Regions from separate parts of the Homo sapiens genome. Here all the other regions are linked to region 1. Evidence: read pairs that join two places in POLR2A ChIA-PET (ENCODE). Cell type or tissue: HepG2. All regions are shown on one strand. Links, peaks and the distances in the headings refer to the core of each region. The heading gives the core; the rest is flanking DNA. Region 1 overlaps KCNQ1 (potassium voltage-gated channel subfamily Q member 1). Region 2 overlaps KCNQ1 (potassium voltage-gated channel subfamily Q member 1). Region 3 has its middle 38 kb from the start of MIR4686. Region 4 overlaps KCNQ1 (potassium voltage-gated channel subfamily Q member 1).

The links. Peaks named below come from ENCODE experiments on the same cell type or tissue, not always from the same donor. Only the 100,000 strongest peaks of a DNase experiment are listed, where the experiment ranks them.
Region 2: POLR2A ChIA-PET joins it to region 1 with 6 read pairs; 2 of 35 experiments call an interaction of 5 or more read pairs at or near these places.
Region 3: POLR2A ChIA-PET joins it to region 1 with 5 read pairs; 2 of 35 experiments call an interaction of 5 or more read pairs at or near these places.
Region 4: POLR2A ChIA-PET joins it to region 1 with 13 read pairs; 1 of 35 experiments calls an interaction of 5 or more read pairs at or near these places.

What each region holds. Positions count from the first base shown.
Region 1 is chr11:2,560,526-2,566,645 of GRCh38, reverse strand. The region is part of intron 2 of KCNQ1 (potassium voltage-gated channel subfamily Q member 1); the gene reads right to left. Among named protein-coding and RNA genes, the nearest start is that of KCNQ1, 120 kb to the right of the region's middle. RefSeq lists a silencer at 1-147 and an enhancer at 4,992-5,775. In HepG2, for the core only: a CTCF peak has its summit at 2,662; DNase peaks (open chromatin) are centred at 2,795, 3,395, 4,285 and 4,753.
Region 2 is chr11:2,722,956-2,728,015 of GRCh38, reverse strand. All of the region lies in intron 11 of KCNQ1 (potassium voltage-gated channel subfamily Q member 1), which reads right to left. Among named protein-coding and RNA genes, the nearest start is that of KCNQ1OT1, 25 kb to the right of the region's middle. RefSeq lists enhancers at 2,114-3,109, 3,285-4,184, 4,185-5,060. In HepG2, for the core only: no CTCF peak of the experiment used is centred there; a DNase peak (open chromatin) is centred at 2,215; H3K4me3 peaks cover 408 bases.
Region 3 is chr11:2,208,242-2,214,361 of GRCh38, reverse strand. No RefSeq gene overlaps it. Among named protein-coding and RNA genes, the nearest start is that of MIR4686, 38 kb to the right of the region's middle. RefSeq lists an enhancer at 1,379-1,949. In HepG2, for the core only: no CTCF peak of the experiment used is centred there; DNase peaks (open chromatin) are centred at 1,481 and 3,071; H3K4me3 peaks cover 344 bases.
Region 4 is chr11:2,688,772-2,694,891 of GRCh38, reverse strand. All of the region lies in intron 11 of KCNQ1 (potassium voltage-gated channel subfamily Q member 1), which reads right to left. KCNQ1OT1 (KCNQ1 opposite strand/antisense transcript 1) reads left to right here. Exons shown (of 1, transcript NR_002728.4): 1 at 1-6,120. Among named protein-coding and RNA genes, the nearest start is that of KCNQ1OT1, 8.2 kb to the left of the region's middle. RefSeq lists enhancers at 1,154-2,021, 5,617-6,120. In HepG2, for the core only: a CTCF peak has its summit at 2,350 (motif pointing left); DNase peaks (open chromatin) are centred at 2,111, 2,241 and 3,431; H3K4me3 peaks cover 763 bases.

The DNA of each region.
Region 1 (6,120 bases), core at 811-4,810:
GGGACAAGGAGGCCCCTCCTACCCTGGTCACTCTCCTTCAGACTAAAGCAAGGCCGCCTCCTGGCTGCAGATGGCTTCATGGACAAAAGGGCCTCAGATCTGGGCACCGAGACGTGCACAGAGCAAACACAGACCCACATAATGGGGGTGGTGGCCTCTGTTCACATTTTACAGAGGAGGAAAGCCAGGCTCAACTAGGTCAGGTCACCCGCAGCTTAGGGGAGGGAAGACTGGCGTCCATGGCAGAGAGAGCCCCGCCCCGGGACAAGGTACAGGTGTCCTCGGGTGTGGGAGAGGACACTGGCAGGTGAGGCCAGGCCTGCCATGGAGGGCTGACCACTCTCATGCACAGACATGACCTGGGCATGGTGGTGGTTCTGGAAGTGGCCCTGTTACTGCCAGATGAGTGGGTGCAGGCCAAAGGCTGGAGGACCCTTGGCAAAGGGGACCCAGACATGAGATAAGGACACCAGGCTGCAAAAGTGGCCCTGGGAGAGAGAGGGTAACCAAGAGAGACTCCAGAGCCTCCAGCCCTGCCAGGGGACAGGGAGGTGTCTCAGCCCTGTGGGGTGAGGTGGGGAAGACAGGCCTGGGCCTCACAGAGCCGTCAGCACCACCAGCCGCCCTGCCTTGGTGGTCATCTAGTGGGCAGCCGGGAAGCTGGAGAGCTGGGTCTGGCCTGGAGGGAGGGTGTGGGTGTCAGATGGCCCCAAGGCGGGTGCAGGCACAAGAGCCACCAGGACCACAGCACCCTCCTTCCTCCAGACCCAGTGAAGGGCCTGGGACAAAGACGTTCAGGGTCAGGAAGCCAAACCCCATGGGTTCTGCCCCTCCCTGAGACACCTTCGCAGAAACAACAGAAAAGACATGTGAAGTGGGAAGAAACGCCTCGGAGCCTTGGCTGATGCCACTGCACTCCACATCGGACCCACTCGTTCGACTGTATGCTTTTCTAGCAAGGCCTGAAAGCAATGAGTTTCTGGGTCCCTGCCCCCCAAAACAAGATAGGCCACGGGTCTTTCCCCTGGCCACAAGTCAGCCCATCCCACACTGCACCCTCAGCTCTGTTCTACCATGAGTGTGAATCCATGTCCATCCTGGGGCGTGTTATAAGTTGGCTCTCAGGTGTCTTATTTGTGTGCTTTAAAATTATTTAAAAAACCAAAGTTCCTAACAACTCAATTTTTAAAAAATAGGCAAAGGGCTTGGACAGTCATTTCTGTGAAGAAGATACACAGATGGCCAAGAGGCACACGGAGAGGTGCCCAGTGTCACTAATCATCAGGGAAATGCAAATCAAGACCACAACGAGATGCCACCTCTCATCCATTAGGGTGGCTGCCACCCCAAACAGAGTGACAAGTGCTCCCAAGGATCCGGAGAAGTTGGGACCTTGTGTGCTGCTGGGGGATGTAGAATGCCACAGCTCCTTTAAAGCGTGAAATGACCAGCCGCTCGATTTTGCTGTGAACCTAAAACTGCTCTAACAAATAGTCTGTTTAAATAACATGCCAGAAAAAAAACAGAATTACTGTATGACCCAGCAATTCCACTTTGGAGTCTGTCCCCGGTCTCTTTAAAGGAGATCCATACACACCCATGTCCACAGCAGCAACATTCACAACAGCCAAAAAGGGGAACCAGCCCAGTGTCCCTCAGTGCACCGACGGAGACGGAAGATGTGGTCCCTCCCTACCACGGAATAGGATTTGGCCTTAAAAAGGAAGGGGATTCTCACACAGGCTGCAACATGGAGGAACCTTGAAGACATTACTCTCAGTGAAATGATCCAGTTACACAAGGACAAATACTATCTGCTTCCACTCACGTGAGGTCGCTACAGTCATCAGATTCACAGAGGTAGAAAGTAGATGATGGGCGCCAGGGGCTGGGGAAGGGGGAGTAGGGAGTGAGTGTTTAATGGGGACAGACTTTCATCAGTTTTGCAAGATGAAAAAAGCTCTGGAGCTGGATGGTGGCGATGGTCGCAAGGAACTGTGATCTTAAAAAGGGTTAAGATGGTAAAACATATTTCCATTTTATTTTATTTTGAGATAGAGTCTTGCTCTGTTGCCCAGGCAGGAGTGCAGTGGCACCATCTCAGCTCACTGCAACCTCTGCCTCCCAGGTTCAAGTGATTCTCCTGCCTCAGCCCCCTGAGTAGCTGGATTAGAGGCACCCACCACCACACCCGGCTAATCTTTTTGTATTATTAGTAGAGACAAGGTTTCACCATGTTGGCCAGGCTGGTCTCAAACTCCTGACCTCAGGTGATCCGCCCGCCTCAGCCTTCCAAAGTGCTGGGATTGCAGGCATGAGTCACCGCGCCTGGCCTTATATTTCACCATAATGTTTAAAAAGAACATGTTTGTCAGGAACTAGGAGAAGGGCAATGGGGATGGTTTTCCTTTTGAGGTGATGAAAAAGCTCTGGAACCGGAGACAGGTGTTGGCTGAACCGCCTTGTGAACATACTAAATGCCACCAAATTGCACGCTGTGAAATGGCTGAAATGGCTGAAATGGCTGAAATGGTGAATTTTACGTTATGTGTGTTCTCTGATACTGAAATGAGTGCCTCGAGGGGCCCTGGCCCGTGGCGGTTGCTCACCTGGGCTCCCGCGGGTCAGGTCTCCAAAAGGATTCTGTGGGCCTTCAGGGCCACCCAGCGGCCCCGAGTATCTGCCGCACTCCAGCTGTGGTCATCTGTAGCTGTCCTTGAGCCTTTAGTTCTTAATCTTCACTGACTATTGTTAGTTCAGCATTCAACGAAATAGCTAAGCACAAGCCATTTGTCAATTGCAAAATGGCATGCAGACCTTGAGCCCTCTCAGGATGAAGACAGAAAACAAATAGCAGGCAGTGCAAAGGGCCCTGGGTGGAAAAACACAGGCAAGCTGTAAAATTCCCCTAATCTTGTTTCATCGGAACGCTGACAAGACTTATGTTGAATGGTGCTCGGTGCCATCCTTCACGGGGGGCCCTGGATGCCAACGGGACACCCTAAGGCACAGTCACTGCCACTGACGGCTTCGCTATTGGTACTGAAATCTTGTCATTAGGCAGACAGACCCTGGGACCCTCAACCTCAACCCAGGGGAAATCAGTGCATGGTGCGGAAGGAAAATGGAAGCTCAAGGTAGCTCAAGGTCACACAGGAGGAGACACATGGCCCCGCAGGCCGACCCCATGCTGGTATCCGGTGTTGTGGGGTTACAGTGGCATAAAGAGGAGACCTGCCCGAAGCCGGAGGGCCAGCAAGGGTCTAGCAAAGCAGGTGCTTATCTGGGATTTTTAGTCTCCGAGTGAACAGAGCGGGGAAAGGTCGCACTTTGGCTCAAACGTGTTGCAACCGGCCGTGGAACCGGTGTTCTCCGAGAAGGCTGAAGGTCGACCTGGCCATCTTATCTATTGTTTTGCTTTTATCAGCCGGCGAATCTCCAACATAGCGAAGATTTTCTGGGGTTCAATGTGTTTTGAAGTTCCATGCTGCTGGAACCACATAATTTAGGACCCTAGAGAAGGTCCCTGTGTCAATCAATCACGTGGGAAAGATCACAGGGCAGCCTGAAATAACTGGTTCTGACCAGCTGCGCTCACATCCTGTCTCTCTGGATGAAATATATAGATTTTTTTGCAAAACATAAAGGAAGCCTCGCAGACCCTTATCGCGAGGACTTTAGTGTCTCTGATATTACTCTTCTATTATCTCTTTTGTCTATTTTGGTGTCTCTGATGTTACTGCTCTACAGTATCTTTAAAGGAAAATTAATTTTAAAGACGGCGGAAGATGAAGATTAAATACGAAGGATCAGAGCTGAGCTTTGTGGAAGGGGCCAGGGTCAAGGATGCAGAAACACAGCCGGCCTCCCTGGCGCCCCCATAGACTTAGGCCTGGGGACCTTCCACTGGAGCCAGGAATCCACCCACCCTTGAAAAGCCTGAGATCTGTACCCACACTTTTTAGGAGACAATGAGGCCTCATCAGGCCAAGATGGGGCCTGGAGACTCTGAAGAGGGGTGGACACAGGGGTTAGGCTGAGGGTGCTGTGGGGACCCGGGATTAGGGTCTCACCCCCTCCCATAGCGAGGAAGCCAGAGGGCTGGGCCTGTGCTGAGCCAGGCGCTTCCCTGTGGGGGCAGTGGTCCCCACAGCATAGAGCCCGGCTGGCGGGCTTTGGGGCCAGCTGTTCCAACTCCACACCGGCCCGGCCCTGATAAGCCACAGAGAGAGCCAGCCTCGGCTCCGGGGAGGGTCAGCTGGCCGGAGGGCAATGCAGGCACTCAGGCAGCTCAAAGCGCCCTTTGTCCCAGGGCCTGCCTGTGGCCAGCTGCTCCCAGCCGCCAGCCTGTGCTGAGAGCTTGTGGGCCCCCAGTGACGTGCTGGGCACAGCTGGGGCCCTCATCCACACTCACCCCCGCCCTCACCCCCACCCCCCGGGGAGTACCAGTCCCCACCCCGCCCAAGGTAGCCTGGCCTGGGGCAGGCGCCACAGTGCAGCCGGCCAGGCCCAGGTGAGATGCACCATCCACTGGGCTGAGGGTGGCACAGTCGGGGTCCGGCTGCCCTGTCCTGGCCTTACTGCTGGGGACATGACCCTGCCCTGCCACAGCCCCTCCCCTGCCAAGTGTCCCCTTAGTGTGGGCACCGCTGGGGTGCCACCCTGAGGCAGCCTTAGTCGGGCTGCATCCTTCTGCTCGGCTGCTTCCCCAGGCCCCATGGAACGTGCAGCCCGTGACCTTGAGTGGGGCCCTCTGTGTCCCTCCTGAGGCCCTGGCCACCCAAGGCCCTGCCCGCCCAAGGTAGCCTGGAACAGGCCCACCTCCTCGGAGGGGAGGGCTTCTGGGCCCCTGCACAGCTAGCTCCAGGCAGCCAGGGGTGGCACTGGGAGTATGGTGGGGGGACCCGCTACCTTGGCCAGGCCCCCTGAGAGCCCCTTGTCCCACACATTAGCAAGAGAAAGGATCGCTAAGCAGGAGGAGGATGGGCACAGGGCAGGAGCAGGCTGGTGTGAGGACACTGGTGGCATCCCAGGCGGGGGACCCAGACGAGCAGCTCAGCCTCTCTGTGCTCAGCATCCACACCTGTAAAATGGGGCACCAGCAGTGCCCACCTCCTAGGACTGTGGGGAGGGCGAAATGACAACAGTGGCCTGGGCCTGTGGAAAGGGCATGGGAATAGTGTAGCAGGAAGGTGGTGTCCCATGTGCTCAAGAGGGAAGCGACCTTGTCCTCGGGGGGCAGGGTCCTGAGTACAGGTGGGGTACAGACTCTCATGCTGCACACAGCACAGAAGAGCCCCGCTGACCTGACGCCCCGTCCCGTGCTGGCCCAGCTGCCTGGGGCCCTCCACGTCACCTGGCCTTCCTGGCTGTGGAAGTTCCTATCTGTCCACAGCTCCACCCTGGGAGTTCCTTTTTTTTCTTTTTTTCTTTTTTTTTTTTTTTGAGACGGAGTCTCGCTGTCGCCCAGGCTGGAGTGCAGTGGCGCAATCTCGGCTCACTGCAGGCTCCACCCCCTGGGGTTCACACCATTCTACTGCCTCAGCCTCCCGAGTAGCTGGGACTACAGGCGCCCGCCACCTCGCCCGGCTAATTTTTTGTATTTTTAGTAGAGACGGGGTTTCACCGTGTTAGCCAGGATGGTCTCGATCTCCTGACCTCGTGATCCGCCCGCCTCGGCCTCCCAAAGTGCTGGGATTACAGGCCTGGGAGTTCCTATCTGTCCTGCAGGGCACCGCGCAGCCTCACTCTCCCTGCAGTGAAGCCCTCCCCCATCCACTGCTGCCTCTGCTGGGATCCCTCCTTTCCTCCACGTCTGTCCTCATCCCACCCAGAGCGCCCTAAAGTCAGGGGCCCGCCTTCTCCACCTGCAAGCTCAGTGCTGAGACCAGCTCACTACCCACCTTGTGCCCAAAATCCTGCTGAGAAACTTCAGGCAGGGGACAGGTGTGTCTCCCTCCCAGGCACCTGCCTTGTGGGTGCTGTACTTGGGGTGTGGAAGGGGAGGCTGAGGGGCCCGTAAAGACCTGAAGACCCCCACTCTGGACATCATCCCCCATGTTTGGGATGTTACTGTCTCCCCCAGGATGGACGTCACCCCCCCCCGCCCCCCCAGAAGGA
Region 2 (5,060 bases), core at 1-4,000, 160 kb before region 1:
GCGGGAGCGGTCACATGAACCTCACGCAGGGTAAGAGGGTTAGATTTTGCACCACATATGATGGAAATGAAGCGCTTTGACTAGCGCGGCCCCGGGGGCCATCAGATGCTCCCTCTGCCTCCACAGCAAAGCCCCACAGTGCCCACAGAGGAACGAATGCCTGGCCACGTCCCTGCCCCTTCATAGTGCAAGACGAGCCCACACCAGGCCAGGTGCTTGGTGTTGTACATCGACACCGTTGTGGAATCCTGGGCTCTGTCTGCTCGCCCTTCTGCATACAGCCCTTCTCCATTCAGCTCACTCTGCCCTAGGAGGCTGATCTCTGCAGGTTATGTCCACAAGCTCCTGGCCCAGGGCTTCAGATTGGGTCTAGCCAACTGGACCCCTGGCAGGAGGCAAGGAGGGAGGAGAGCGGATCCGGGGTGTCTGCTCCTGCTCCCTGCCGTGGAGCTGCTGGGGCCAGTTGTGAGCCTCATGTCAGACAGCCATCATTCTGTTAAGCTCAGGCAACCTCCTCCTCCTCTTTATTCCTCGAGTCTGGGGTAGGATTTCCCCCAGGGACACTACCCCATGTTCCTGCACAAGGCCTGGTGGTCCCTGACACCTGACTCACACAGGAATGATCCTTGGGTGCCGTCCTGCGCCCCACACGTAGCTACCGTGATTGTCCCTGTTTTACAGATGAAGAAACAGAACCTCAGAGAGGGCTTGAGCTGCCCTGGGCCCCTGAGCTGGGATTCAGACCCTGATGTGTCTGCCTCCAGGGCCTGAGCACATCCCCCAAGCTGCCTCCTTGTCCCTAACATCTGTAGACGCTGAGCTTTTGAGGCCTCTGTTGCTCCAGAGCCCCACTGCCCCATGGCTGCTCCTTCCTGAAATCTGGCTTATGTCTGTCTCGCTCCTACAGGGGCAGATATATCACAGGACCTAAGAGGTAGAAGCAAACCTAACAGGGCAGAGGAAAGGGCATAGCACAAACCCCCAACCAAGTGGCTTAAGTGTCCCCTCCCTGCTGCCGACCTCCATGCCCAGGGCCAACCCTTCACCTGGGGGCAGGGACAGGGCTTGGAGAGTCAGGATTGGAGGCAAATGTGTTCCCTTTCTCACTGCTTTTGGGCTTCAAGTGTTCTGCTGGGAGCTACTTGGGAGGGGCCTCTGGAAGGGCAGACCTGGCGCCCATGCCAGTGGGGCACGGGGGATACCTCTCTGCCAAGCAGTGAGGAGATGGGCACAGTCACAGGAGAAGCACATTCCATGGGAAAGCCGGCTTTAAAATCACTATTTCCCCCGTATTAAAGTCAGCTCCTATTCAGGCCAATGCAGAAAAATAAAATTTTGGGGGAAAATATAAACTACTATTCCTCCCTGCTAGGAATGGGTCATCCCCTTTTTCTCTGGCCTCAGTCCACCAGATCTTCACCGGGGTCCCACCCAGTGTCCCTCTGGACTTCTGGCCACCTCCCTCACATCAGCCATGGTGGGGCAGGGGTGGGGTGGGGGACGGCTGGAACCTGCAGTGGGTGGTGTCTCCGCCTGGGGCCTCAGTTTCCCCACTCTGACAGGGCAGCATCCATCTCCTGAGCTGTGTCTGTGCCCTTTTGGAAACCTACTGCTGGCCCAGGAAGAGCACCACCCTCACTCGACACACCGTCTGTGATCTGAGGATGCTGCAGTTCCCCCAAACCCATCCAGGGGCCCTAGGATCCTCAGGTCAGGGGGCCAGGCAGCCACTCCTTCATGAAGACTCCCGCCCATCTTGCCACGTCAGCACACATCTCGTGAGCGAGCTCAGCTTCTCTGGGCCACTGCCCGGGACCCACCCTTGGCCTGCTCCTCTGCCCTGGCCAGCTGGAAGCAATCTGCCTGGAGCAGGCAGGTGGTCCTCCTTAGTGGGCTCCCAAGAGGCCGTCCCCAGCCCTTCACCCACGCAGAGGTGGCTCTGTATGCATGGCTGCCTGGGGCCCCTTCTCTGCCGGAGTGAACCAAGTGCTCTGGAATTCATGAAGAAATCAGGGGTCTTTAGCCTGCTGTTTTTCTTGGCGAGGCCTTATCACAAATTAGTGGGGAAGCCCGAAGGTTAGGGTTTCAGTTAGTTCAGCAGAATCTGAGGAGCGGGGAGTTGGCCTCCTGCCTCTCCAAGTCAGAAAACGCTTGGCCTGTGGGGCCCCAGGGAGCTCTCAGAGCCCAGGATGATTAACCAGGCAGGTGACCTGTGCTTTGGGTGGGGGCGGGGGTGGGGCCTGGGGGAGATAGCTTTCACACAAGCTGACAGGTTTCACAAAGCCCAGTGATCTCTCGTACCTTCCCCAGGCTGCCCTCGGCTGGAGTGCACAGCCTGTGGGCCTGGGGCTTTGGCACTGAAGGCAGGGCAGGGCGCCCAGCCTCATGGAAAGGGTACGTTCGGGAAGGGGGCGAGGGCAAGTCTGACTTGGGTTCCAGGGGCAGCCCTTTGAACTTGGCGACTTCACGTGAATGCACTTCCTAAACCACAGCTAAACGCAGAGGTTCTATATCAGTAGCTCGAAGACGATTGGGGACCCCCAACCGGACAAATGGCAGGTCACCTCCACGCAAAAAGTGGGCTCTTCTGAGGAAAAAGCAGGCCAAGTTGCCTCTCCTGTTTTGGAAGGCAGGAACCCGAAAGCCAAACCACTAAGTATCCACCAGCCACTCACGAACTCAAAAAAGCTGGGAACATTTCTGGCAAGCGCTGGTCCCGTGGCTGAGCCCCCGACCCTGGAGTGTTTCACAAGTCCAGCCGTCTGTCCCGGATGGATTCTGGGAACTTGTCTTAGGCTCACCACTGGGTCTGAGCACAGATGGCCGTCGGCTTCCTCCTGTCTCCACGTCAGGAATCCGTGCCTGCCCCACCCTGCCCTGGCTCTCCCCTGGAGCTGAAACGGGTCCAGCACTGCTTCAAGACGTGAGCTTGTTTAGGAGTCATTGTCTGATGCTTCTCAGACCCTGTGCTTCTCTATTGGGCCCACAGGCTTTTCTTAAACGGACAGGGACCCTGGTGGCACACCAAGTTCCAATCCAGTGGCTCCTGATAGCCACACCAGACCCTGCCCTCGGCACCCTGTCCAGGTTACTGGATCAGTCATCTCTACCCTGTGACAGAGACCACCGTGTTCCCATTTCACAGTTGAGAACGCTGAGGCCTGGTACCTTCCAGTGCCTTGTTCCAGCTCCATACGATGGCCAGAAGCTTCAGCCCAGTGACTCCACCCTCTGTGGGTGAACTGGCCCCTTCCCCCAACTCTGAGCCCTGGTTCTGTTGCCTGTGTCTCCTTGGGCAGGTCCCCACGTCCTCCTCTGTGAGCCCAGGACAATCACAGTGTCGCCTCCTGGGGAGCGAAGTGAGAGGGAAGGGCAAGGCTTGGGTGCAGCTGCAATGGCACCCAAGGGGAGAAGCTGTGTTTCCGCGGGAAGGGGTTCCTAGTGGGGTCCTTCCTAGGTGACAAGGCCCCTTCTGCCCTCAGTGCAGCCACGGCCTTGCAGGACAGCCTGCTCGCTGCCACCCACCACTTCTCTCTCTTTGCCCTCCCACCCTCCTTCCTCCAAGGGCAGTGTTAGCTTGCCAGGGAGGGTTCGAGGCCTAGGGCTGGCGGGACAGGGACCCTGGCTGCCAGCTCCATTCCACTGTGCAGAAACCCAATCCGGGCGGGAGGACGCTGTCACTCCTGAGGATTTAGGGCCGTCACCTGGTGGAGCGGGAGGGCTCTCCTCCCTGACAGAATAAGTGGTTACATGCCGAAAGGTGACACCGCAAAGGGGTCCTGAGCCGGGAGGAGGACTGTATATCATCTGAGCCTGGATCTGTGCGTGTTTTTCTTTCTGTCTTTCCTTCCTGGTCTCCTTGTCGCGGCCCCCTGGCGATCTTACCAGAACGTCCTGGTCCAGATGTGATTCTCTATCAAAAGCCTGGGCCCCCAGGCACCACCGGAGGGGCTGTGTGCAGAGGTGGTGGGGGCTGCATAGATGGAGTACAGGGCTCTGTGTCAGACACAGAGAGCCATGTTCTGATTTCTGCTCCCCCGGTGAAAAGAGTAAATGCCTCCACGCCCACGGCAGATACAAAGGCTGAGATGCCCCATCCCTGCGGCACATCCCCCAACGTGTGACTTCCTCGTCCCGAGGTCCCCCTGGAATCCGTGACTTGCTTTGACCACCATGTCATGAGCAAATGGGACACAGAGAGGCTGGAGTACATGTGCACCGAGTGGCTGGGAACCCTGCGGCCACCAGCGGTTAGTGAGGCCCCACTAGCTAGTAGAGGAGAGGCTGTCTGCCAAGGGTCTTCTCCGGGAGCAAGGCCATCCTAGACCACTCAGCTCGGACCAGTCCACCTGCCCAGCCAACCGCTAGGTGTGAGGGATTCGAGGCTGTTGCTACTTCGAGCTGCTGAGTTTGAGGCTGGCATCCCCTCTTTGGACTTCAGGGTCCTCTCTAAATGCCACTGCCTCCAGGCCCACTGCTACAGTAAGGACAGAACAGCGGACCAGGTGTGGGGCTGCCTGTGTAGGGCTTCCACGTGCCACAGCTGCCAAGTACCACCTGGTCTCACCTAACAGCTCCTCTCTCCCTGCCCATTCAGCAAGAAGGGTATTGTCACATCCCACTTTACAGATGGGGACACCAAGGCTCTGAGACGGAGGGGCTTGCTAGGAGTCTTGAGGGTTGCAGTGTCCCGGGGGAGGCTGCGGAGCCTCCTCGTCCCTCACTTGCCCCAACGGTAAATGGGACAGGGCCGTGGGCACCTTGTCCAGGGCGGCAGGGAGTGGGGTAAGCAGCTGTGGCAGGTGTGTGGAGCACCACGGACAAGCAGCACCACACCCCTCTCAGGCCACCACGGAGGAAGGCGGAGCCAAGAGGAAGGCAGAGCCACAGAGGAAGGCGGAGCCTGTTTTCAGGATCCGTCTGGGATCCCCCCTGTCCTCTCCGCTCAGACCACCCTGGCACGGGAATGGAGGCCAGGAGGCTTTTGGGCCGCAGCTGGCCCACAAGGGTGTGAGGTGAGCCTGCCCCGAGGCACCCCAGGTGGCAGCTGCAGTGCCCAA
Region 3 (6,120 bases), core at 1,019-5,018, 350 kb after region 1:
ATGTGAAGTAAAGAGGTTGGCACGAGCTGTGTGGCAGTCTGTGGACTCAAGGGATGAGTATTTAAGATGGGAGAGAACTGAGCCTGTCTAGAAGCCCGTGGAAGAAATGAGTTACAGGCCACAAAAAGACAGGGAGAAACCGCTAACTCGACATGTGGAAGAGGCCAGGCTGCAAAGGATTGTAGGATCCTGTAGGGTTCTACCCTTAGGACATTCTGGAAACAGCAAAACCATGAAGACAAACGTCAGCGGCTGCCAGGGGTTAGGGAGGCAGGAGGAACAAACAGGTGGAGCATGGAGGATTTCGGGGCCGTGGAACCCCTCTATGGGGTGCTGTAACAGTGGATACAGGGTAGTATTAGTCCAAACCCATAGAACTTATAACACCGAGCTCCAAGCCTCATGTAAACTATGGCCTTTGCATAATAATTAAGTATTGATGTATTTCAAAACAACGTGTAGTGCAGGATAAATATATGCATTGTTATTTGTCAATTACATAAACAGAAATGTTTTTTAAAAAGCATCAGCGTGGATAAGCAAAGTGCGATCTTCTCATACGGTGGGGGATCCGGACCCACGCTGTCACGGGGTGGACCTGAGGCAGGGGCTCAGCGGGAAAAGCCAAACACGGAAGGACGGACGCTGTGTGCTGCCACTCACATGAGGCTCCTACAGTCATCAAATCCGCAGAGACGGGAAGTAGAACAGTGGGTGTCAGGGGCTGGGGGAGGGGTGGGGAGTTTGCTTTGAATGGGGACAGAGTCTCATCTCGGGAAGATGAAAGGGTTCCGGAGATGGATGGCAGTGAGGGCTGCACACCAGTGTGAGTGTCCCTAATGCCCCTGAACTGTGCATTGAAAAACAGTGTACATTTAGGACAGTACATTGATGTGATGTGTTTTTTGCCCCAATAAAAAGTATGCGACTTTAAAAAATGTCCAATGGGTTCCTGGCCACAGCGATGCAAGAGGCCAGTAACGGGGAGACTGCAGGCATGGGGGAGGGCTGGGCAGGGGGTAGAGCATCAGGGAACTTTCTGTACTTTCTGCTCCATTTTCTATAAACCTTAAAGTGTGTTCTTTAAAAAAAAAAAAAAAAAAAAAAAAAAGGCTACCAGTTACAAAACAGAAAAAGCCCAGAGGCCAATGAGGGCACCCGGCATAGCCTGCAGGCCAGTTGGCCGGAGGGGCTGGAGGAGGTTGGGATGGGGCTGGCCCCTGCTGCATGCCCTGCCTGCACCCCTCTCCAGGCTGCAGGTGGGGGTCTCCTGGGGTTTGCCTGTTGCCCCTGGGGCTGTGTGCTCCATGCTAGCAGGAGCCAGGGCAGCCTGCCCACTCCTGCGTTCCCCCAGCAGGGCCAGCTTCTGCTGCCTAGCAGGTCTTCAGGACATTGTGAGAAAGAGTGGATGGACTGGACAAACGTGCTCGGAGGAGTGTGTGTGTGGCCACAGTGGCTCCCAGGGAGGGCCATGCTCAACAGGAGCTGGGATGGTGCCACGGGAGGCTCAGGGCCACAAACCTGGAGATCAAGGCACAGATCAAGGCCGTGGCCAGCCCCAGGCAGAGCTGGGAGTGAGCCAGGCCGCCCGACTGGGGTCTGTGGCCTGGCCTCGGCCCCAGCCCGTCTTGGTTTCCCACACTCAGGGACCCACTGTTTGTGTGTCTGTCTCAGTGGGCTGTCATTTTTAAAAGGAGGTGAAGTTCACATACCCAGAATTAGCTATTTTCAGTGCACAATCCAGCGTATCCAGCACGATCTCAGTGCTGTGCGACCCTCACCTCGGTCTAGCTCTGGAGCACGTGCATCCCCCAGGCGGAAACCCTGTCACTGAGCGGTCACTCCCCGTCTCCACCACCCCCCTCCCTGGGCGGCCACCCATCTATTTTTGTCCCTATGGATTTGCCTATTCTGGACATTTCATATAAAGGGAGTCCATCACCACGCGGCGTTGTGTGCCCGGCCTCTTCCACCGAATGTGGCGTTGGTGAGGCCTGTCCATGCTGCAGCCTGCATCTGTCCATCATTCCTCGCATGGCCCAATAATGTTCCATTGTACAGGCAGACCACAGTGGGCTCGTCTTTTTTTTTTTTTTGAGACGGAGTGTCACTCTGTCGCCCAGGCTAGAGTGCAGTGGTGCGATCTCTGCTCACTGCAAGCTCCGCCTCCCGGGTTCACGCCATTCTCCTGCCTCAGCCTCCCCAGTAGCTGGGACTACAGGCGCCTGCCATCGCGCCTGGCTAATTTTTTGTATTTTTAGTAGAGACGGGGTTTCACCGTGTTAGCCAGGATGGTCTCGATCTCCTGACCTCGTGATCCACCCGCCTCGGCCTCCCAAAGTGCTGGGATTATAGGCGTGAGACACCATGCCCGGCCTGGGCTCGTCGTTTTCGTGGTTGGTGCATGCCGGGGTCGTTTCCACCTGTTGCCTCTGGTGAGTGATGCTGCCGGGAACATGGGTGTGCACGTGTCTGCCTGAGTCCCTGCTTTCACTTCTGGGGATAGACCTGGGGTGGGATTGCTGGTCACACGGTAGTGCTGGGGGTAACCGGCCTGCGTGGACCGGCCAGGGCATTTCCCATGGCAGCTGTGCTGCTGACGTCCCACAGCTGTGTGAGGCTTGCTCACGGGGCTCTAACTGCATGCCCACTCCTGGCCCGTGGGTCTGGAGTACACAGAGAGTGGCCGGCTCTCAAGCGTCTGAGCAGCTCCCACAGCCTGGGCGCCTGCCTGGTGTGGAGGGGTCGGGGCAGGTGTCTTGCTGGGGACTCCAGCAGCTTCCTCTGGACTTGTCTCCCGGCTCCAGGGTTGCTGGGAGGCTAGTTCTAAAACAGGGGAGAAGCCGTGTGCTCTCTCTGCCCACTGGGAGCCCCAGTGTAGGACGACTGTGCCCTTGTGGGGTGGGGGGAGCTGGTGCCCACACCACGCCAGGCAGCTCCCCCACCCTGGCCTCAGGCAGAGCTGCCATCCTTCTCCCCTTGGTTTAACCATTAACTGGTCGCCTGCGGTGCACCCGGAGACAATGGCGTGTTTGTTCAGCGCAGTCCGCAGGGGCCTGTGCAGGGTCTGGCACAGTCATCAAAGCTTTGCGATTAAGACTATTAGGGACGGGATTTGTGCAAACAAAGGGACAGGTGCAGGGGCCAGGCCAGCTGCTGGGGCCGGGTGCTCTGCTGGGAGGCCATAAACCTCCCTGGGCCATGGGGCCTCCCTTGCCTGCAGCCCGCTCACTGAGGCTTTGCTGTTTGCCCAGGCACAGAGGCCGGGCTGCACAGGGCAGTGTGTCCCCAGGGCATCCTGCTCCCCCCACCCCTTGGCTCCTGGGCTGCCTGGAACCTGGTTGGCTCAGGAGCTTTTTATCTACAGCTCCTCTGTCTATGTCCCCTTGGCAGGTCCTTTTTAACATGAGTCCTCCTCCAGTGAAGGAAAGGGTCATGCCAGGGCCTGCACCTAGGGCCTCCGTTCTCCAGTGGGTGTCTTTGCATGAAACGGCCTGGGCCCTGGCACTTGCCCCACCAGCGCTGCCTGCAACCTTGTCCCTGTACCTCGGGCCTCCACCACATCCCTGGACCTGCACGAAGGAGCCCTGAGCATGGAAGTCAGGGGAAGGGAGGTCTCGACATGAGCCCAGCCATGGCCAGAGTACTGAGCCCAGGGCCAGCAGCCTCGGCTGGCAGTGCAGGGTGATGGGTCTGTGGGCCGGGCTGCCCAGGGACCTCGGCCCTGGGGTCTGAGGGGCACCAATGCCTTTTGCAGGCCACCATTTCCCTTTCCACTTTCCAAATGTGATTGGACACAGGTGGATGCACCTGCCTGCCCAGCAGACAGCCCGGTTCTGACCCGTGTGGAGCTGCGTGGACTGGGCTCACCTGTGCCTTCTTGCATCAACCAGGTGTGGACCCTGACAAGGTGCCAGCCACTGTCCTCCAGGAGCTACCTCAGGGACACGCAGGGAGGGACTGGACAGACAGATGGAGCGCAGTCCTTGCTGCCCGGCCAAGCCCTTGTGGGCAGGGCAGACTCCTTCAAGATCATCAAATGAAAGCAGGCAAAAACCACGTCCTTTTGTGACCTAAGCTTGGAAGCAATGTTGTCACTTCTGCCTCATCCTATTGGTTAGAAGTGAGCCAGGAGGTCCTGTCCACATCCAAGGTGGGAGTCCCCGCAGGACGGGGCCTGGGAGGTGGGCCCATGGGCTCCAGAGGGGCTGGACCACAGCAAGAAGAACGAGGCCAACCTCCATGGGTAGCGCAGACCGGCTCAGGCCCTGCCCTTCCCGCCGGGGTCCCCTGTGACAGGACGCAAGGGCACAGCTGCGGAGCAGGGTGGGCTGTTAGAGCTGGGCAGAGGCCACAGTGGCCAGAGGGCTGGTGAGAGTGGCTCTCCTGCTGCCCTAGCCACTGGCTGAAGATCTGCCTGGGGAGGAGTGGGTTTGGGCGGCCGGGCCTAGGACCCCTTCATAGCTACCACTAATACTCATTCTCTGCTCCTGAGAAACCTCCTCCAGGGGCCTCTGGGGTCTTGGAGATGAGACAGAGGGACCTCAGGCAGGACAGACAAGAGACCCTGGTCTCGGGTGTCCACAGAGCGGGAGCCAGGCAGGCTGGGCGGAAGTCCTAGGCTTGGACCCTGTTACGGGACTTTCCCTGTCAGAATGGGCTCAGGAGGGAGTGAGTGCGTGGTCCTCAGGTGTGCAAGTGCCAAGGCTGGAGCCCACCCCCTGGGAAGCAGGGCCAGGGTGGCTGGGGCGGACTTGATCCCTGGAGAGGAGCGTGGGCAGCCAGGGCAGGGAGGAGGGCAGGCAGGAGGGAGGTCCAGGCCTGTGGGCCGACAGGGGGTGAGGAGGCAGTCTGGGGACCTGAGAGAAGGCCGAGTGGCTGTGGGGTGGGTGACCTGGGGCCCTGACTCTGCCTTACCCTTGGCCATGGGGCCACATTCATGCTCGGCCCCCGCCCAGCCTGGGCTGGGAAGGCATCAGCCTGGCCATGAGGCAAGGGGCCGGCCATGCCTGGGGCCAGAGGGGGTCCCCCAGCCCTTCGCCTTCTCTCCATCTCCTGAGTAGGGCCCCTGCCCTGCTCTGACAGGGTGGTCACCTTGCCCCGCTCCGTGCCCAGTCCTGAGCTGGCAGTGTCTCCAGCCTTTGCAGCGTGGCCCTGTCTGCCTCTGTGTGTGTCTGGGCTCCTCTCATTTGGCCGCCCTGCCCGTCTACACTGGTGCCCCCCCACCTGCACTGTCCACCGGGCCAGGCTCTGTCTCTGCCACCTGTTGGGTGCTTGCCAGACTCCGCCATCCTCTCCGCTCCCAGCTTGCGGCTTCTGCCTCCACTGGCCTGGGCCTGCCCTGCCGCCGCCTCCTTGTGCCCTGGCTGTCTGCTGCCCCCTCTGCTGCCCATTGGCCAGCCGCTGAGCTCCCTACCAGGAAGAAAAAGGGCCAGGCCATGCCGGACCAGGACTGGGCACAGCCTCCAGCACTCCAGGTGGACAGGCTGAGAAGCGCGGCGAGCGAGGCAGCCTGGGACGGGTGATTTCTGGAACATGGGGCCAGCCAGCCTTGGCGTGAGGTGTGGACAGCTGCCAGCTTCTTCTCAGGGCTGCTCACAGGCAGCGGGGGAGTGACCCCGTTTTCTGCTTGGCACCTGGCTTGCCATCCCGCTCTACCCCAGGGCACTCAGACCTCAAACTCCTCAGCTGCCTGGAACACCAGGGAAGCCCAGGCTATGTGAGCCTGTGCCCAGCAGGCCAGGGGGCACCAGGACATCCCCCTCTTCTCTGATATTCCAAACCTTCCTGCCTTTGAGGAATGCCTCCCGGTCCTTCTGGTTTTCTAGGCCATGGGCTCACCCTGGTCTGCCAGCTCTGGAGCTCTGAGAATATTCCTGCAAAATGCACATCCCAGGCCTGGCCGCAGACTGTGAGTCACAGGTAGGGCCTGGGATCAGCATTTTCATGGATTCTGCAGGCACTGCTGAGAGCAGCTGCCCGGGGTCAAGCCAGGGCGTGGGCTGTCCTCATCAGGCTCCCCTTCTCAGAGGCCGCCCTTCTGGCCTGGCCTGCACCTTTCCCCACTCACTGCCCACCAGCTGCAGACACACTCACTCCTGCCTCAGGGCCTCTGCACGG
Region 4 (6,120 bases), core at 1,197-5,196, 130 kb before region 1:
CTTGACAATTCCTTCTTCTTATTTAAATCTCACAGGAAATTTTGCTCTGACCTGCCATATCTGTCATCCCCTTCAGTCACTCACTAGCTGACGACTACCTTTCGAGTCTCTGCAAAGCACAGGCTACGCTTTTCTAGTTCCTTAGACATCTACTTATTTGTTGGCTGCCTATCTCTTCCACCGGAAGAGAGGCCCCAAGAGAGCATATCTGTCTTCCGTATAGGGTCCGCACATGGTGGGTGTGTCACAGATTTCTGTTGAATGGTTTCATTCATTTATTGAACGAAGGAAGAGGCCAGGCCAGGAAAGTGTGCCTCCATTTTCACAACTCAGTGAGAAAGCAAATAGCATGTCAAAATCTGACCCCTTGCAACCAGGGTTTCTTAGCCAGCCACACTGGTAATGCTTGGGACAGGATGTATCTTTGTTGTGAGGGGCTGTCATTTATATTGTAAGATGTTTAGCACCCTGCCTGGTCTCTACCTAGTTGATATTAGTAATTCTCCCATAGTCATGATAGCCAAAAATATCTCCAGACATTGCCATATGTCCCCTGGGGGGCACCGCAGATGACAACCACTTCCTTAGAACAGCTCTTGGGACTGGGATGGTGTCTCTGCTGTGGCTCTTTAAAGGCAGCAGGCCCTGGCTTGCATCCTGCCACATCTAACACCTATAGCCTCACCACCTCGGTGAGAAAGACCCTGGCCCAGGCCTGGCCAATCAGAGTACCCTCTTCCCTGGTCAGCAGTATAATTTGTTTGGCAAGCACTTCCAGTCCCACAACCTATGGGCTGCCACCCAGAGGTTTAGTTGGAACTACGTGTCAGCTGCCGTCCCTCAGCCATCTATGGCATGGGCACCTGTGGCTTGACCAAGTTGGAGGTGGCCTAGAGAGGCCGGGCTGGGCCTGCTCACCTTCTCCAGTTAGTGCAGACTGATGAATGAGTGGTTCTCAGCGGATACCGGATCCAGGTTTGCAGTACACTCCAGGAGGAGGACGAGTAGGGTTTCCCTCAGAGCAGGCCTGGATGGGAGGGCAAGGGGTGGCCTCTAATACTGCCTTTCCTTCCGGTGCCTTTATCAGCCTGTGCCATGCTCCTCTGAACTGGCCGGCCCCAGCATGTCCAGGTTACTGGCAGGAGCCTGTATAACCCAGGGTTCCAGTCACACCAGCCAGGAAGGCCCATGAGGCTGGAGCGCACCCAGTCTCTGGCTGCTCTGTCTGCGGAACTAAAAGCCTTTCTCCCAGAGCCTTTCCTACGGCTGGGCGAAGCTCTTGTTTGCAATTTAAATGTGGCCTCATTTATGGAAGAATCCCTGCTCCTCCGAAAAGCCTTGGGCTCAACCTCCCTAGCAGCCCGGGCCTCAGCCAGGAGAAGAAATGGATCTAAAAGGCCTTTCTCCTGCTAATTGTAGCAATTAGCATTAGAGAATGGGGACTCGATGGGGGGCCAGCGCCTGGCAAAACAAGCTTATTCCCAGCTTAGGCCCAGGCCCAGCTCCACACACTGCTGCTTGGCCAGACTCGGCCCCCACCCAGGGTCTGGTTGGCTTCAGGGCAGGGAGAGAGGGCCCAGGCCTGTGGGTGCTAAGAGCAGTTGTGGAGGGTGTGCATCTGAGTTGTTAAGCCTGGTAGCTGTACAGGTAGCCCTGGGCTATGACTTGTGGTCCTCTCAGAAAAGGGTCTGACTGGAACGCAGAGCCAGACCAGATATTCATGAGTGGATCACAGAGTGTAGACTGAGGGCTATCTGGTGATTGACAGAAAGTAGTCTTGGGGCAAATGACTCTTAAAGAGTAAGGAGCCATTCCCCTCTATGGCTAACTGGATGCCTTTCTCTCCCCCTGCTCCAGAAAGGACTTCCTGTTCCTTCACTGAGCGTGCTTGCTTATGAGGCTTCTGGAAACCAGGAGAGTTCAGTGGGCCTCATTATTGAGCGTATGGGCAGGACAACCTGCTTGGGACATAGGCCATGCTACAGTTGATTTTAGCCAGCTTGCTGCATCTACACAGCACAGTGCCTTCCCAGGCAGTGAATTATGTCTAACAGGCAGGGGAATGATCATTGCCTCATGTTAGGGATGCAGTCATTCAAGAAATATTTGTCAAACACTCAGCAGGTACTAGACCCTGGCCCAGAGGGAGGGATTTGATAGGAGCAGGGACCTGCCTACCCTCCCAGGGTTAGTGGACAAAGGGGAGAAAGACTAACTAATGTTGAAGGACCGTTTGCACCCTGAGGGGAGTGCTGAGGCCTGGGAGCACAGCAGGTGTATAGCAGGAACCCACTGGAACTAGCCTGGGGTCTGAAAAACTCCCTTGGGGAAAGTGGCAGGGGCAGGCCAAGGGCCCTCTGGTGGTAGGGAGCCTGTGAGCACCTGGGATGGAAAGAAGCCAAGCATCTGAACTACCAGAAAGGCAGCTGCAGGATTAAGCAAGACCCACAGGTCTCTAAACTTTGAAAGGATGTCTGTCCACTGAGTAGATAATTGATTGGAATGGGGCAGGGGATGTGAGAATGCCAGTTAGGAGATGCCTGCAGTACAGAGAAATGGTGGCCTATCAGGACAGTGGCAATAGGGATGGAGGGAAGCAGGGAACCTCTAGAACTATGGATGGGTGAAGTAAGCCTGGCTTGGTGATGGGCTTGAGGTGATGGGCAGGTGGTGAGGAAGCGGGTGTATCGGAAATGACCCCAGAACTTCTGACTTGTGCCACTGAAAGGATGGGTGACACTGAAAGGACAGGGGCCTTCAGTAGAGTGGGCTATAAAATGATGGAGGCTGTGGAGAGGAGGTGGGGGCAGGTGACTGGAATGTGGGTCTGGCTGGGTTGGAGAGACATTTGGGGGGTCAGGGCCTCACAGGTGGTCTGGAAGCCCTTGGTGCTGAGGGAACAGCTTAGGGAAATGGTTTGCATAGAGAAAGGCACTGGCATTTAGTGGCCATGCCAGAAGGGAAAACCTGCCAAGGAGACTGAGGATAGAGCCAGAAAGATGGCAAGAAAGCCAGGAGAACTGGAGGGATGGAAAAGAGGACCTAGGGGTCATGGTCCTGGCAGAGGTCACATTGGATCCAGTGCTTGTGATTCTCTGATTGCTGGCAGTGGATGGCCACTGGCCTGCAAATGGCCCTAGTGGAATGTCCCCTGCCTGTGTGGCTCCCTGTGGGCTGCCTCTCCCCTGGACAGATGGGGAGAGACCCCTTCCCCACCTGGTTCTCTGTTTCACCCTTGGAACTGTGGCGGTAAAGAGGACCTCCCCACAGTACGTGCAGGGAACAAGCTAGGTTGACTCCCTCAGGGAGGCCTCGTCCTTGCTGAGGTATTTCATAACCTCAGGATAGAGAAATCCCCCCAACTTTAATGCAAAGCCAAGCAAGCTGAAAAATGGCCTTGAATAGGCTGAGATGAAAAAACAAAGAGGCTGTCAACATCAGAGACTCAGTGGGGGCAGGGAGCTTCAGTGGACTCCCCACAGACAGCAGTTCCTGGGCTTCTATGCCCAGACCCAGAGGCCTGAGCCCAAGATGTCAGGATGGGTGGTCACTGTAAGTGCAGTGGATTGTAGCTCAGGGGTGAGACATCGCCTTTTTCTTGTCAGCTCTCCTTCCTGATTAGTGGCTCAAACAGCCTTCCGAGACTCAAGGGGTTAACTGCAGATCCTCTAACTCCTCCACTTGCTAATTTTTAAACACAGCTGAGCTCTGAGCACCCCTCCCAAGGCTGTGAGAGGCCAGAGGCCAGCACAGACTCTGCACCAGGTCTGCACAGCCTCCACCCCTACTGTTGTCAGGAATCTGCAGGCATCTAGAACAAAGGTGCCTCCATTATTTCCCTCACCCAGCATATCCTGATACCTGAGCCAAGAGTTCACCCAGAGCTTTTGCCCACTTCATTGATGGTCTGGTGGGCTTTTGTTGACACATACCCGTGACTCCCAAATGAACCTTTCAGGTTGGCTTAAAGCCGCTGGGACCTACACATGACAAAACCCAGACGGAAACAGTGGCTTACACTCCTGTGTCCCTAAAGGTACCTGTTCCTAACAGTGGGAGTGCCAGAGCCTGGAAGCTGGAAGCCAAGGAGACAGGGACCTCCCTCCTGCTGACCCCCTGCCAGGCCACATCCACCTAAGGGATTTGGGATCATACTCCATCTTCAACCACTGGGATCAAATGGAAAGCCCTCAGGAATTCTGAGAGACAGCCCCTATACCTATGTGCACTGACACACATACACTGACAAATACGCATTCTGACACATATATGAACATGCACATATGTGTGCCCCACTCCCTGCCAGGAGGTGGGTTCTGTCCCATCTTTGACATGTTACTTCTTGTCCTTCCCTAGGCCCAGTGGCACTTTCTTTGTGATAGGTGCTGAGACCCCCCCGACTGGGCCCAGTGGCTGTTCCCAGGACCCAGTCTCTGCTCTTATCTTAACCCAGCTCTAGCTCCCAGGACCCCAGCCTTTCGCAGGGAGAGAGATAGCTCTTTTGGTCTGGCACATGTTCCATGCCAAGTAGTGGAAACAGCAGCTGCAGGGCAGCCTCAGACTTGACATCATTTAATCCTTGTGACAATCCTACAGGGAGGAAGACACTACACATATGTGCAGATGCAGCAAGGAGCAGCTCAGCCACATGGAATGACTTGCTTGAGGTCACCAGGCACTTGACACAGCAGAGTTTAGCCCAGTCTCTGGAGAGACCAGCCTTCCACATCCTGTCATGCTGGGGAGGGCTGCCCGCTTTTTGTCCCTGCTCCCCCAGTTCTAACCCCGGAAGAGCGATTGTCCCTGCTGTGCCTTCAGCCCAGACAGAAGCAGGCTAGGAGAGGGGAGGAGAGGCAGGGCTGGCCCTCGGAAGGCTCACCTTCCTCAACAGTTCTCTGCTTGGGCAAAGGTCTTCCAAGCAGCCAGGCTCTGAGGCTAGTCACTGTCATCGTTGGGTGAGGCAGCCTGGGAGTACCAGAAGTTGGAGCAGGTGGGAACCTTCCCCAGGGATGGGGCTGGATAGGCAGGGGTGGGTGCTAAGTGGCAGGCCACAACCAGGCACCTGGGAGGGCCAAGCACCACACTGAGAACGCAGTGCTTCCCCTCCCCTCCTAGGCTGCTCAGGAACCCATCAGTCTCCTGTAAACAAATGAGACTAAGTCTCTGGCACTCTAGGCCCAGGTGCAAAGGACAGCTGCCCCTGCAGCTACTCACTCTGCCCTGGCCCTCTCAGGAGGCTTGTGACCTCTGCACCTGCTGGCTTGTTTTGTTCCTAAAATACCCGGATCCTTGAGAATCTAGAAGACACCACTGCTAACAGATTTCCACATCATTCATTCTGTTCTTCCTGTGCAAGCTTCATGCTGGGACAGGGACCATAAAACAAGGTGACCCAAAACCTTCAGCAGAATGCAGGTAGGCAGAGCAGAGGTCTCTGGGAGTGTCATTCCAAGGCAGTGTCTTCCTCCTCCCCTATGCTCCCCATTTCCCAAGAGTGGGCTTCTTCCACCCCACTCAAGCACCTCTTCCCAAGGCTGACCTAAAGGCCTCAAGCTCTGCGGATAGGGGCAGTCCTGAGGTGGCATTGAGTCTTAGGGTTGGAGTGGGAGATATCTGTGCAAAGGCTGATAGGAACGTCCTCCAAGGGCTGACTTCAAAGCTTGGCCTAAACCACTGCATCAAAGTCAGCAAGCTGAGCTGTTTGCACAGAAAAGGAGGAGGAGCAGGCCCTTGAGCCACCTGTAGCTCTCCTTAGGGTCTCAGGCTTTCACACCAGGGCAGGCCTTGGGCCAGACTACCCAACTTCCAGGCCGGATGTGCCACCGGGGAGGAGGAGGTAACTGCCCCTCAAAACCCTGCAGCCCAGGGCTCCAGGATTCCAACCCAGGGACCTGCAGGCTCCCCTGCTCTCCAGATCAGACCCCTACTCTCAGAGCCCTAGGCCCAGTGGGTGACAGCCTGTGAGACAGGCCTGTGTGGGGTGGCCCTAGCCCCACCTCAGCTTCCAACCTGACCTTGCTGCATGACCTCTGGCCCAGCCCTCTCCACCTGGAGTGCCATCTCTCTTTGTGGGATGGGCCAGGTGGGCTGTGTGTGGGGGAGGGCAAGTATATAGGTGTG